2 separate regions of the Homo sapiens genome follow, and region 2 is linked to region 1. Evidence: chromatin loops called from intact Hi-C (ENCODE). Cell type or tissue: IMR-90. All regions are shown on one strand. Links, peaks and the distances in the headings refer to the core of each region. The heading gives the core; the rest is flanking DNA.

The links. Peaks named below come from ENCODE experiments on the same cell type or tissue, not always from the same donor. Only the 100,000 strongest peaks of a DNase experiment are listed, where the experiment ranks them.
Region 2: a loop joins it to region 1, with 2.8 times the contacts of the local background. A loop is called at or near these places in 2 of 110 quality-filtered maps.

The regions. Positions count from the first base shown.
Region 1 is chr4:141,217,526-141,225,433 of GRCh38, reverse strand. It overlaps ZNF330 (zinc finger protein 330), which reads right to left and starts at 4,539. Exons shown (of 10, transcript NM_014487.6): 1 at 4,326-4,539; 2 at 2,943-3,068; 3 at 928-947; 4 at 757-827. The coding sequence starts at 3,062. RefSeq lists enhancers at 3,743-4,247, 4,248-4,754. In IMR-90, for the core only: CTCF peaks have their summits at 3,915 and 4,525; a DNase peak (open chromatin) is centred at 4,543; H3K4me3 peaks cover 1,398 bases; H3K27ac peaks cover 706 bases.
Region 2 is chr4:141,707,861-141,715,768 of GRCh38, reverse strand. The region is part of intron 2 of IL15 (interleukin 15); the gene reads right to left. Among named protein-coding and RNA genes, the nearest start is that of IL15, 75 kb to the right of the region's middle. RefSeq lists an enhancer at 7,726-7,908. In IMR-90, for the core only: a CTCF peak has its summit at 4,354 (motif pointing right); no DNase peak of the experiment used is centred there.

The DNA.
Region 1 (7,908 bases), core at 1,830-5,829:
TTCTAACATATAAATATATAATAGAAATCTCCCAGATGAGAATGAAAGGAGGATGCATGCAGTATTTCTCAAATGTATATCGATATATATTTTTCAAGAAATATCCATTAATATTTCAGGAAGTCTGTGGAAGACTATTTGGGAAACACCCATCTTGCTAACATTTAGTTTTATTTTGTATAATCATTTTGGGGTACAAGTCTCCACCTATACTTAAGAACCGGGCACATGACTTAAGAACTCTATTTAAATCACCTGGGAATACATGTGAGGAAACTCATGAATCATATGGTAAGCATCAAACACAAAAACTACTGATCACAAAATAAGTACCAGGTAAATGTGGAATAAAATTATTCCCAATGGTCTAACACACTGCAGGTAATATCAGCAGGAATCAAAATGTAGATAAGTAAACAAACAGATACTGACAAGACTAAGGTAGTATAACTAAAAGTTCAGGATCACCAAATGTTATGTCTGAAATCTGATCTTTCACTGTTTAAAAACACTTATTGGTAACCTGTATCTAAATTGTACCTTAATTATTTTCCAGCATTACATCAAAGAGACAAAACCAAGGCTTGATAGTTTTTTGGTAGGCAAAATAACATGTTTTGTTATTTTGTTAATGGTAAGGCATAATATTATCAACAATTGTAAGCACTGTAACCAATAGCAACAAACCCACCCAAGTTCAAATTGTTGAACTACCAGTTGATAAAAAGCATATGTCCTTAATTATTACAAACTTACCACACTGTGCACAAATTGGTAACTTCTGTACAGAATTACAAAAGTAGCAAAATGCTCTATTCTTCTGCCGCCTTGTCATGTAAAATAAAATTTTAAATTATGGTCAATGTCAGATAAAAAGTCAGAGGGACAATTTTATTAAAGGTAGATAGAAAAAGAAATAAAATTTACCTCTGACACTTGTCACATTCCTGTAACATATAAAAATATCACATTAATTTTTCTGCTGACTGAAAACTGCAAATTTACTTGTATTACAAAGAATAACCTGCTTTTCAGGTTAAAATTTAAGTGACACTACACCAAAGCCCCAACTCCACCCATGTATACAAGCACCTACCCATGCTTAAAATAACAAAGGTATGCGAGAGTGATACTCCGGGTATATGATTCCCTGAAGAAGTGGCATTATCACAAAGGAGGCTAAATACATTGGTAGTTTCTTTTTCAATTGTTTGTAAGGAATAAAATACCACAGAATGAACACAAGAACTATCCTTTTGATAGTTAAGTACATTCTAAGCCTTATGAAACGTTAAGCACATATTATTCCAAATGAAGTGGGTGACCCTTAAAATAATGCATTTATCTAAGGCACCGTTCCAAAGAGAATACAAAATAATAAAGTTCACAGAAAATCCAGATTCCTAAACATGGTTTTAAAAGCTCTCCACAATCTGGCCCCTAATCACTTTCCAAACCTTCTTGGCCTATTCTTTTTAGACTCAAGTCACTAATGGTCAGCCATTCTCCAAATATGTCTTATATTCTCTCTTCTCCATGTCTTTACTTATTCGAACACTTTTCCCTGAAAAGTGCCTCCTACCTGTTGAAAGTTCTGGTGAAAATCCCACCTCTTCTGTGAAGTGTACCCCTTCCACACACAGCCAACTTTATCACCTCTTAGTCCTAATAAATACATTGTACCTTTATTGAAGCACTTCCAAAATCTAGCTGTCATTATATATATTTAGGCATGCCAGTCATTCAGAACCTCTCTTCTCTGGAAAGGACTCTTAAACACAGAAGACAGCCTCACTGTCACATCTGCGCTATGTAATCTGTCCTCACCCAACCAACCCCAATAAATGTTAGCCCTGGGACAGGCACTGGGTGAAGTCCAGCCTTTCAGAGTTCTTTCCTTCTCTGAGGCACAATATGTGATGTGAGACATGCAAGCTACCTGTAACTATGAAACCCAACAAATGGAGTAAGACAATATGAAAAAATGGAACTAATAAGGAATAAGAAACAAAAGCAAAAGATAGAACTACAAGTTGTTCCAGGTTCCAATTGTCCCCGAGTCCCAGGTATATCCTTCCCCTTCCCAGCAATATGAGTTATTCCATTATCCATTCAATAAACTATTTTTCCCTAAGATTAATTTAAGTTAGATTTCTGTCATTTATAAACAAACAAATCCTAATATACAACATAACTGAGCTATAAACTTCTGGAAATAGAGACCATGTAATTCATCTATGTATCACTACCCACAGTGTCTGAAATAATACCTGGCACAGAGTAGATGCACAATAAACGTTTGCTAAACTAAGCTACATTAAACAATTCATGTATGTTTGACAAAAGGAGAAGGAAAAAATAGGAACAGTGGGAAAAGAAAAACAAAGAAAGGAGTGGAAATAGAGAGAACCGGAATAACTCTACAGTCAATGAAAGAGGTAATGATGACCTAATTGTTTGCTTTTTCGCATATTTCAAAAAGCATATTTCAAAAGCAGCCACCATTCAAAGCAGCCCAGAAATTATCAGGACTAACCCACTTAGCACAGGTAGATAAGGTAATAGAATGGGAAGCCAACAGATGTTAAGTAGGAAGTTCAGAAAAGAGAAATGAAAGAATTGCTAAGAAAATATGATGAAAACCCAATAAGACTAAGGCATTAAAGAAACTGGAAGATGAAAGTTTCTATTATCTATTCTTGTCCAATATCTACCTTTATCACCAACAGTATGTAAAGTAATATGCTAGGTTTTATAATAATATAAAATCCAACAACAATCACTGCCACTCAGTGAAATCAACAGACGTGCCAGAGATACTAAATTCAGCAACAAACTATATGCAAAAACACTGTCTTCACTAAAATTTTATTCAGGTATACGTCAGATAAAATAGTATATAGTTTTTCCAACTACCAACTGATATCAAAAAAAGCTGATACCATTGAGGCATTACATGGATGTTTAGCTAAATCTATAGTGCTTCTTGATGCTCTTAGTTGTTTTTCACGTTCTCGGCGGTTCTCAGCCTTCTTCCTCGCACCAGTCTTTTTTTTAGGCATTTTCCCCTATTTTGACACAAGAGAACAGAAAAGATATAATTGACTGACTGCATTTACTATTTTAATAAACTAAGAAATAGTATAACAAAGTGTCCTTTTTCTTGTTAAATGTTAAACTCTATCCTTTCGATAGTTAAGCACATTCTAAGCCTTATGAAACGTTAAGCACATATTATTCCAAATGAAGCGGGTGATCCTTAACGCATTTATTGGCACTAACGATTCTAAAAATGTAAACGTCAAAAAAATTTACCCTAAAAGACAAACTAGTCTTCTTTTCCCACTAAGAAAAAAGTTTCTCCAATGATAAAGTATTCTGCACCTCATTAAAACAAATGAATCATGTATCATTAGCAAAAACAAAAAAATCATTAATAAGAGCATTATTTAGCCAGTTTATATCACTTTTTTGAGCTATATATTCAGATGACCTGACGCTGCCAACACCTTAAGTATAACAAGTTTAATTTTTCCTATGTAATATGTAAACAAAACATCTAACAGTCAACAAATAACACTATTTATTAACTACAAAGTCAAAACATTCTGAAGATATTTAAGGTATTAGTTGCTCTGACTTTAACAAATGCTCTTCCCTCTACACGCAGTGAGCATGTAATTTTAACGGGGTTCAAATTTACGTTTAAGAGTATGTTTAATTTTCATCATTTAGTTGAAATACAAGATTTTTCTAAACTGAAGTTTTCTGAACTGAATGCTCAATTAAAAAAAAAACAAAACAGGTGGTAAGCAGTACGGTAGCAACTGAAAAATAGCCAGATTTAATAGGTGGTTATTTCGGTAACGTAACGCCCAGACCACTAAGGCACCATTCCAATATGTAAAATGACAAAATCTAGAGGGCGTGCTGCCCTGGCCAAAGAACCTCAGAAAATAATCACGAGGTGATCATGCGGATTAACTTTCTGCGTCCTCAGAGATATCCTCTGAATCCTCTGATAAAGTTAAATCTCATTTTTTTTTCCCTCCAGTTTGTTCTGCACGCTCAAAAGAGTGAATCTTCTTCTCAGCCTTATACGGGTTCAAGCCCTTTTCCGGTAACACTCCAACTTCTTGCATGCACTGCGTGTGTCACCAAATGAGGAAACAGGCACGGGGCACTGCGGCTTTAGGAGTCCAGCCTGGAGCTGGAGGACCCAGTGGGGCGGAGGGGCGTCCAGGGGAGAAGCGGCGGAGGTGCCAGGCGGCTCGGGGACCCGCAACGGGGACCCGCAACCGTCACCCGCCCGCGGGACACCCTACCTCGTGCGCGCTCCGGGCAAACCTCGCTCACTTTCGCCGGGAGACCGGACTCACTCAGGGGGCCGAGGGACAGGGAATGGCGTGAGGCCCACCCGCGACAGCAGTAAATCCAACTCGTGGACCAGGACTCCGGGAAAGAAGGTACTAACAGCCAGGGAGGCTGACAGCCGATTCCGGACACTAGGAGACGGACCGGACGTCCTTTTACGACAGCAGCGCCTTACGGCTGACGTCATAGGACGGGAGCCGCCCACCTCTGTTCGCTCCGCCCCTTCCCCGCCCACTCCTGCGGGGGCCAATGCCCCATTCCTAAGCAGAGGATCTGCAGAAAAGGAAGGGAATGCGAGGGAAAATAGGGAAGCAGAAGGAGGGAAAGCAGGGGAAGGCCCCCTCAGTTTTACTTTTTTAGAAAAAGGAGAAATCTAAAAGGAAGAGGAAAATGAACTCACAGACTTGGTACTGGATCAATTGACTCAAACAGCAAATTCATGTTGAATTCTGTTGGAAACCTTTCCCCACCTCTACATCTTGCGTGCCTCACATCCCACCTTTTCTTGGTTGCTGCGCAAACTGTGCCTTCAGTTGCCTGATGAACTTCCGTACCAGCCTCCCCTGTCTCTTATTTCTGTTATGCCCTCTGGATTCCATTCCTTTGTGAACAAATCATCCCACATTCTCTACCTCTAATGTGTAATCTGCCTGCTTTTAACTGAAACCTGATGATCCTCCCCCTGCATCAGAATCTCCTTCCGATCAAGCACCTCCACCTTTGCATAGCCGACCAAGCTGGGTTTCCTAATCTCTTTCGGAGCTCTGCCGCACTTAGGATTCAGTACCAGGCCTATTCCTGTGCTTTTCCTGCCCTCCCCCTGCAGGAGATAAAAGCCTCTTTATTTGGACCAAAGAGGCCTTCTGGAATTTACTCTTAGATTTTGATAGCCAATTAACCATCTCAGCCTTTTGCTATTTTCAAAGAATCAATTTTACTTAGCAATAACAGTCAATGCCACTGTCATTAAGGTTACTATTTCCCTCATAGTTCTCAAATGCCTGATACATTTTACCTACTCGTATATAAATTAGAATACCACCCCAGTTACGTTAGAATACCACCCCAGTTTCATTACTGATGAAAGTTGTAACTATTGCACTGTTACCTTGTGCCGAGGTCTGTGTGTCCTACACCTACCACCGAGGGGGTCCTCATTGATAGTCACATGGCCTGTGATTCGAATCATAAATCCCATCTTAGCCTAACTTGAACCACTCCTGACACCAACTGTTTTAGGTTGGCTTCCCCAGGAAGCATACTCTGAGTCAGAGAAGAGTATAATGAGTATGTTAGGGAATGCTTTGGGGAACAACATCTGCAGGAGAAATGGAAGCAGGATTGAGCAGAGGGAAGAGTTGACCTGCAGTGACGTCTCAGTGAAGGCCTCGTTTTGAATCTGGGATATCCCTTCAGAGTTGTCTTGAGTTAGGGGAACTGGGCTGGACCTTTATACACCTATGACATTTAGTCACTGGATGAACGCTGCCAAAGGAGAAGAGTGCAACCTTGGGTTAAAGGACTCCTGAAGATGGCCAAGAGCTGGATTGTGTTGGCTTGCTGCACTCTCAGCAGCTCAGGAAATAAGTCTTTCATTGAGGAAGAGGGATCTGGGTAGTGCCTGCCAGTATTCACTACCAAGAGTGATGGCAAAATAAATATTCTGACAAAGACAAAGAACCTTTACTATTCACAGATACTCAGTGAAAGAATTTCAAAGGGCAGTCTTCACAAGATGAAAATGGAATTTAAAAGGCAGGAGGGAATACAAAAAGTAATAATAATCAATTTATTTAATATATAGGGTAAATCTAAAACATTATATAAAACGACAAAATTATAATAAGCAATTTGGGATATGAAAATTATAAGGAACTGAAATATTCTATAAATTCAATGCAATTCAAATCAAATCCTCATATAGATTTTTTTAATGGAATTTGGTTAATTGCTCTCTCAAATTCATAGGAACAATTAAAGATTGAAAAGCCCAGACCATTTTAGTTATACAAGCAGAAGGATACTTTTATTTATTATAAAGCTCTAGTAATTAAAACAATATTGCATAGTTTCAGGTGTCAGCAAATAGACAAATGCAACTGAATAGAAAGCCTAGATACAGACTCACATACATTTGGATATTTGGCAAATGGTATGGGTTGCATTAGCATCAGTAAGAAGACAGGTATTATTCAATAAATGAGGCAAAGACTATTGGCGATCCATATGGAGGAAGATAAAATTAGATCCCTATTAACAGCACATATTTAATAAGTCCTAGGTGGAAGGACCTAAATATACAAAGCAAAAATAAAACTATTTTAAGAAAACATAGGAGAATGCCTTTATGATATTAAAGTAGAATGATTTATTAAGACACACACAAAAAAACAAAAAATTTAATGAACAATGAATTCAATAAAATTTAAAAACTTCAGGATGATTAAAGACATAAAGTAAAAAGGCAAATGAAAATGAGGGGAATGAATTTTGACACCCATGTAACTGACAAAAGATTTATATACAGAATAAATGACACCCATAAGATTGTCCAAAATGTAAAAGCCTGGCAGATCAAAGTATTGGTGAAAGGCGGATAAACAAATTTTAAGCAATTCTACTGGGAGTATAAATGTTAAACCTGTTTTGGAGAACCACATGGCAATGTTAAGTAAACGTAAATATGTGCAAAACTAAAGATTCAACCATTGTCCTTCTAGGTTTCTACCATAAGAAATTTGCGTACAAATATACAATGATACCATAGCACAGTTCAACAGCAAAAATTTTTAAGCAACCTATCTTTTATTAGGAAAAGGAACAAATTGCATGCTATCTATATAGCAATTAAAATTCATAGACTTTATAAGCATCAATATGGACTAATTCCTAAATTTGGGGGAGATATTTGGTGAAAAATCAAATTGGAATGCCGCATATGTAAAACTGTAAAGCAAAAATCAGTTGTATACATTATCATTTACGAATACACACACACACACACACACACACACACACACACACACACACACACACATACCTTGTAAAAGTACCAAAAGATGCCTGGAAATGTTACTAACTTCAGATTATGGTTACCTCTGGAGAGGGAAGAAAAGATGTATGATGTGGAGTGTTAGCCATACTTTTAGTTTTCAGAACAATACTAATTTTAAAACATATATATTAATAATCCTCAACAGCCACCAGAATGGCTAAGATTAAAAGACTGGCAATACCAGCGACCAAGTATTTATTGGTAAAGACGTGGAGTTACTGGAACTCTCATCCAGTTTTGGGGGTTGTAAATGGACTACCACTTTGAACATTATTTAGCTTCATGTGTTAAAGGATATATATATATATCTCCAAAATGCATACCTGTATTTACTACAATATATGTAAAATAGGCCAGGCATGGTGGCTCACGCCTGTAATCCCAGCACTTTGGGAGGTGGAGGCAGGTGGATCACCTGAGGTCAGGAGTTCGAGACTAGCCTGGCCAATATGGTGAAACCCGTCTCTACTGAAAATACA
Region 2 (7,908 bases), core at 1,892-5,891, 490 kb before region 1:
TTTACAAGTATTGGTTTTCTGGGTTAAATGCATCATCCATTCATTCAAACCACTAGAAAAGACAAGCCGAGACTGAATAGAATATAGAGACTATAAGACAACATCACTTTCCTTGATTCATTTAGTAAATATTCACTGAATATTTATTATGGGCTAGGCATTTTTTATGACCTTGGAATACATCAATGATGGCAGAACACAATCTTGATTTCAGAAAGAAAGATGAACCATATAGAAAATGCACAAATAAGTTATTATAATTATGTATTTTATTAGAGAGTGAAAAATTATCTAGGAAAAAGGAAACAAGGTAAGAAGGGTGAGGTTGAAATTTTGGGTAGTCAGGGTAAAGATAGAAAGGGTGTGAGCCCCGGTGGTATCTCAGTGAAGACTATTTGAAGCAGAGGGAATAGCTAGGGCAGAGGCAACTGTGTGGCTATGAGTCTAAGGGACAGAAAAGAAGCCAGTGGAATGAGCAAGGGCAAGAGTAGTCTGAGATGAGGTCAGAAAGGTGGAGGAGAGGAGGACCTGAATCTGCTTGGGGTAGCAGTGGAGATAGATACATGTGGTTAGAGTCTGGAATCATTTTTTATGATAGGACTAATATAATTTCCAGACAGATTGCAGGGTACAGGAGGAAAAAGAGAATGAGAATGACTCTGAGTCTTTTCCTCTGAACACCTGAGAAGATGGAGCTGACATCAACTGAAAAAAGCAAGCCTTGGACACAGCTGATGCCTTGAGGAGAGGGGACAGGTCAGGAGTTTCAGTTCTGGACATGCTGAGTTTGAAAGGCTCATTAGATATGCACAAGGAAATATCAAATATGCCATTGGATACATAAATCTCGAGTTCAGGAATGTGTCTGAACTGGAAATAGATATGCAACTCATCAGAGTGCTCATGAGGGAGTGATGTAGGTAGAGAAAAGGACCAAAACCTGAGCATGGGATACTTCAGTATTAATTAGGTCAAGGATTATAAAAGAAGGACCAGGAAAGAAAAATCAAAAGGAATGACTACTGAATAAGGGGAAAATGAAGAGTATCATATTCTAGAAGTCAGTCAAGGGAAGTATATCCAGCAAAAGGGAATGATGGACACATCAAATGCACTGACAGGCCAAGCAAGACACAGTTTCAGCACTGACCAGTGGGCTTGGCAACCCGGAGGTCATGTCAGATGACTCTGACAATAGCACTTTTAGGGGTTAGATGGAGGCAGAAGCCTGCCTGGGATGGCTGACAAGAAAGTAGCAAGAAAAGGTTTTTAAGATGCTAGTGCAGGCAATGTTTTTAAGAATCCTGCTCCAAAAGGGAGGAAGGAAAGGGGGTTGTTGCAGGTGGTAAGTGGTGGAAATAACAACATGTTTGCATGCTGATGGGACTGACTTATTAGAGAGGGGGAATTAAGGATTTTGGAGGGGGTGGGAAGTGCCAGAGTAATGTTCTCTAATAAGCAAGTGAAGATGAGGATGTTAGCTCACCTCCAAGAGGGGGCGAGGGCTGAGTCATCTACTGTCACGGGAAGGAATGCTGAGTTATAAGGGGGATGGGGCTGGTAGGTAGGTGTAAGTTTTCTACTATTACTTCCATTTTCTCAGTGAATTAAAATAAAAAGACATGAGCAGAAAGTGAAGATTGGAGGAGGATGGGGACAGGAGGAGGATGGGGACAGGAGGAGGAGGAGAGGGAAGAGGACACACAAAATAGCCATTTAGGTAACTGGGAGAATAGTATGAGAGCCTGACCTTTTGAAGGATCAATGTTGTGAATGGTTGTGGAGTGAGATTAGTCATTAGGGTGGTATGTGTTTTCTCCAGCCACAGTAAGCTGAAAGGGAAAGAAAGCCTGGAATAGGTACAGAACTGGATTTAAACATGTTATGTGTATACCAAGCAAGTACAAGGAAGAGAGGGGCAAGGGATTTCAAACTATATGTAAGGGAGCGATTGGGAGATTTGTCCAGGAAATTTTACTTCATTTCTTTATGATAGGACTTCATAAAGGTAGTGTTACGTGAATCATACCTTGAAGGTTGGATATATTCTAGGCATGAGTGAAAGGAGAAAAACAGCATTGAGGCAGAAGGCAGAACCCAAGCAAGGCCATATGCAACCAAGTATAGTGTGTTTTCAGATGACTGTGAGCCATTTTCCTAACAGTATGAAAGTAGTGGTCAGTAAGACTCCACAAAACTGTCACCGTTGTTTAAAGCAGCAACTGGTTAACACTTTGTGTAGAGGGCCAGATAATGTTTTATGCTTTGCAAGTCTTGTAGACTTTGTTGCCAGTGATTAACTCATCCACTGTAGTGTAAGAGCAGCTATAGACAACACATAAACAAATGGGTATGGCTGTGTTCCAATACAACTTTATTTATAAAAACAGGTGGTTGATGGATTTGAATCACCAACCACCTGCTTTGATAAATAACTAGTCGGTTTTGATAAATAAACAGTTGGTTTGCCAGCTTTTGACCGCTACAGATCTCTTCAGTCCTAATTTAAGTACAGCTGAGAAAGTGATATCTTTAAACATCTCCAATCTTCCTATCATTAATCGCACTAAGACATTTTCAGCAATTGCTTTCAAACTGTTTTAAATTGACACCAATATGAGATTTTCAAATAAGAAATGTCCTCAAACTTAATCTGTATTCAATATCAAGGCTAAATAAGCCCCAATACAAACTATAATAACTTGGGTTACTATAATGATTTTTAAAAATTCATTCATACAAATATAAGACCTGAGGTTGGTATTAATTCTCTTATAAGGCTACACAATATGTTTATAAGGCCTATAAATTTCAGCTTATCAAAACAAAAAAAAATGATTAGGTAACTACTTCATACAAAGGTATATAAATATATGTATCTTTTTTAATGAAACACCTTTAAGTTCTTTGGAATGCTTAAAATAAGACAAATTGGTTAATTATATTGAAATGTTTCCAAAGCAAACAATAATCTATATAAATATTTTTTGAGCTGCCAGGGACAGAGGTAGCAGTAAGATTTGGACATCTTAGTTTCAATCACTATCAAAAAGCATTAATTAAACAGATAGTGGGTAAATATAGAAACACTATATTTAAACAATATATTTATATATAGAAATATATATTTAAACAATATTTAATATATATTTAAACAATATATTTATTTATAGAAATATATAAAATAAATATAGAAACACCTCAGGTAGCTTATTGTTTAAGGTAAACAAGGGATATTCATTTATGTAGCTGGAGGGGATATATGGTAGATCTCTTACCACTCTCTGATCATAGTTTTCTGTAGCACTATGTTCATGGGCTATTGTCACTTGGTGCAAATGTTTTTGAAAATGTTTGGTATAAATGTTTTTGAAAAATCCCAGCTAGTATAATTCTCCAGGGCAGGAACAATGGACAGCTTCCTCAGGGCAGCAAAAATATATTTAACCTACTGTCCGGAAACAATCAATGATATCTGTTCCTCTAGTCAGTTTTCAAAAGCACTTCATTCAAACACTCACTAAGGTGAAGAAATTATCCCAAACCATAGTACAGAAGAAGAAAAAGTTGGAAATTATCAGATAGATAGGTGTAGAAATTCCAACATAGTATCCAAAAGGAGTTCCATAAACAGACAGCAAAGAGACAACAGACAGAATGAAACAATCAAAACAGTCATAAAAGAAAAGTTTACAGAGCTGAAGTAGAACACAAGCTTTCACATTGACAGGGCATAAAAGGGATAATTGAAAAACACAGCAATTTTAAATTGAATTTCCTAATTCCAGGATAATGAAACACATGCTAATAGAAAGCTATTTAAGGACAAAAATCAGAATGAATCTGATCATGGTACTTACAAGACAAGAGAATTCATCTTCAAGGTTCTAAGTGAGAATGAGTTTGAACCTAGAAAGCTATTAGTATTTGAAAAGGAGGGCAAAAACATTCTTTCATAGCACATCTTAGAAAATATAAGACCCACAGAATGTCTATGAAATAATTAAGTAAAAAATGCATTCCAGATAAATTAAAAAGTTATTCAAAAAAGATGTGGGATATAAGTATGCAGAATTAGTAACATTTATATTTGAGTCTAAATAACTAATGGCAATTCATTAAAGTACATTTTTGACATCATTCATTTTGCAAAAATGTGAAATTCTTGTGGTCAGAAACCTTGTGTATCTTACTAGTTACTGTACCTACAACACCTATAAGCATGCTAAGCATATAAAAAGCACATATGACATAATTACTGGATTTGATTTTTAATTTGTTTATATTATAAACAGATTGTCCTTATTCTCACAACTATCAGCATCTTAGCTGCACTAGCTTCCCTAACCAGAAGGTGGCCCAGCCAGTCACTGTAATAAATACTATCCTAAATAGCACACTAATTTTACCCCACATTTCATCTTTCTGCTACATTCATCTCGCCAATTTCAAGTTCCAAACTGCTAAGTATTTCTGGAAAAACCATGCCAGTATAATTTCATAAGATGTAACTTGCAATGGGCTTTCTCTACATCCTGCTAATTATTTCTTGCTCTGTCTGACATTCTGTACCATACTTTTAAATAAACTTTATTGAGATACAATTTTAAGATAATAAAATATACACTTGTTTTAAGCATACAGTATACAGTTCTGATGACACTATACACTCATGAAATTACTACCACAACCATGATATAGAAAATATTTGTAATTATAAAAAATTATCTCATCCTCCTTTTCAGTCACTGTATCATCAGTCGCAATGCTAGGAAACTAGTGATTTAGCCATGTACTTTTACAAGTAGCAATGTGCAAGGAAAATCATGGATACTCTCCCTGGGGGAAATGGTGTAGGAAAAGGAAGAGGAGGAAGTAAACTCATACTCTGATGATTATTTTATTTGTGATAATTTGAAATACACTTATGCTAATTAATTGCAAAAAGTCAAGAGAAAATTTAACTATGAAAAAAAAACCCAAGCCAGACATGTATAATTTCCAAACCAAAATAAAATAAAATGAACAAACAAAACTCAAAGAATCTAACAGAAGGTTGTAATAGTAGTAGAGGTAGTGGGGACAGGCAGAAAGAGAGAAGAAAAAAAAGAAAGTGCAGTAAAAATATACAGAAAAAACAATGTGGCAGTAGTAAGTCTAAACATACCAGTAATCATTCACTCATGCAAGCAAAGATGTAAATAAACTATATTTCCTTACTAAGAGATGGATACTAACATTAGTTAAAAAGTAGACACAGAGATAAATTTTAAAATGAGTTTATAAGAAATGAAACAAAAATAAAATGATACGAAATGCTTAAAAATTACAAAAAAAAGATATGCCAAGTAAATATGACTGTAGTAACAAGAATAGAGAAAAAGTAGAACTCAAGTGAGAAGTACTAAACAATATAATGGATAATGCACATGGATAAAAGTTAAAACTCTCTGAGAATGTCCATTAACACTGGCTCTTGAACACCTCCCACCCCTAAGACCTAAGATTATACAGCTCAATGGTTTCTTGATACCAGACCCACTAATAGAGGGTATCCTGCCCCAGGGGCCAATAACTGTCTCCATTGCTGAGGCCCTGCAGTAATTCCACATTAACAGTAGACTGAATTTTTTAAAATGTGGTATATATACACCTTGGAATACTATGCAGTCATAAAAAGAAGGAAATCATATCCTTTGCAGCAGCTTGGATGCAGCTGGAAGCCATTATCATAGGCAAAATAATGATTTTTAGTGATTTTCTGTTGAAAATCAAATACTGCATCTTCTCACTTATAAGTTGGGGTAAACAGAAACTGGACACTGAGTTAGTGTGGGGGGAGGGTGGGAGGAGAACAAGGGTTGAAAAACTACTCATTGATTACTGTGCTCACTACCTGGGTGATGGCATCATTCATACACCAAACCTCAGCAACACACAATTCACCCATGTAACCAACCTGCACATATACACCCTGAACCTAAAATAAAAGTTGAGAAAATAAATAAATAAAACCCTCTCAGAAGATATAATAGTTATGAATGTTTATGTACCTAACAGTATAGCTTCAAATTATATAGAGAAAAATGAATATGAAAAATAAGTTATCAAATATTTTAACATAGTTTTTAGAAATTTAAACATATACAGAAATCAGTAAGGCTAGCATTGATATGCCAGTAAACTAGCTCTCAAAAAAAAAATCGTTGTTTTGTAGCATTTCCCAATTTTTGTTGTATAAAAACCTCACTATACTGACTTCAAAATACCAATGGCTTAAAAGCTGGCTCATAAAATTCCTAACTATTTAACCATTGGCCCTAATGAGCCAATTAGAGCTGGCTCCAGCAAACCAATGCCTAGGGCAAATTTTAAAAACACAATGAACAACCTTTTTATGTAGTATATATGTACATTTGATTAAACAGATTAGATACATGACATCCTACACCACAGTGATAGCGCATTAAAAATAAACATACAGAATATTTGTAAAAGGTCATCTATGACCTAGACCTAAAGTGTTTATGTCCTAGATCTAAAATAAAGTCTCAAACATTACACAAATCTGAATTCATACTTGTTACATTATATGATCACAAAACCAAAAAATTAATAGTATTGAACTATTAAATTGAATATTGAATTCTGAAAATTTCAATAATATTGAAATTTTTCAATATTGAAAATTTTCAATATTGAATAATATTGAAAATTTTCAATATTGAATAATATTGAAAATTTTCAATATTGAATAATATTGAATTACAAATTAATAATAAAAGAATAGCAAATAAAAAATCCCATCCACTTATAAACATAAAATTATCATTTAAAGTAATCCTGAATAAAAGAGGAAGTCAATCTGGAAATTGCACATAATTAAAATACCTGTCCAAGTGAAGTTAGAAAGATGACTGACTATAGTTACCTGGTGCTTGTTCCCCCAACTAAAAGGGATCAAAACAGTGAATAAACATCTATAATTTGACTGGAGTGACTGAGGAAGTATGCTGGAGAGCACCCTGGCAGTGGCAACATCCCTGTGAAGCACAGAAGGCGAGAATAGCACCATAGAGAGGAGAGCAAGTAATCCACTTCTGCCACAATGTCATCTTCACCAGAATTAGCTCAGAGTCAGGGAGACTTCTTCTTATGGGGTAAAGGTAAGCTCTAAATCCCCAGCAGTCCCAATTATTACCACACATGCCAGAAATCCTTGCTGCAGGAGAGTCTCCTGGTCCTTATAGGTTTTGAATCCAGTTTGGAGATTAGCCAGAAGTTTGTACAGCTGCACTGCCTCACAGTAGGAGCCCACCTTGAACACCTCCCACCCTTAAGGCCTAAGATGATAGAGCTCAATGGCTTCTTAAAACCAGACCCACTAGTAGGAGCCAATAGCAACTGACTGTCTCCATCCCTGAGGCCCTGCTCTCATTCCACTATGTTCACATGAATGCTTGCACCACCACAAACTCAGCTACCTAGAGCATAGGCATGTCATAATGACCAAGACCCCAGTGTCCAAACTCACATGGCACACCACTATCTCAGGGAACAGGCAGATATGCACAGCAGGGAAGCTTCCAAACAGCCACTAGCCATGTTACCAACACATACCTGTGCTTCACAGCCAGCAAGCACTCTGAGCATGTATGTGCCTGCACCCAGCCTGGCAAGTGGTCATGTGGCAACCTACTCCCATGAAAGGCCACTGCAGAGCTGCATGGCCTTGCTGCACCCACAAACATTCACATGCAGCCCGACATCCAGTCCTGCAGCAGCTCTGCCTCTCCAACAGACTGCCACAGGGATGCTTGGCATTGCTGTGCTCATCTAGTTTGGTGGCTGCCCTGCCTCACTGAAAAGAAAGCCACACAGCCACCTTGCTGGCAGCATCTCTGTAAG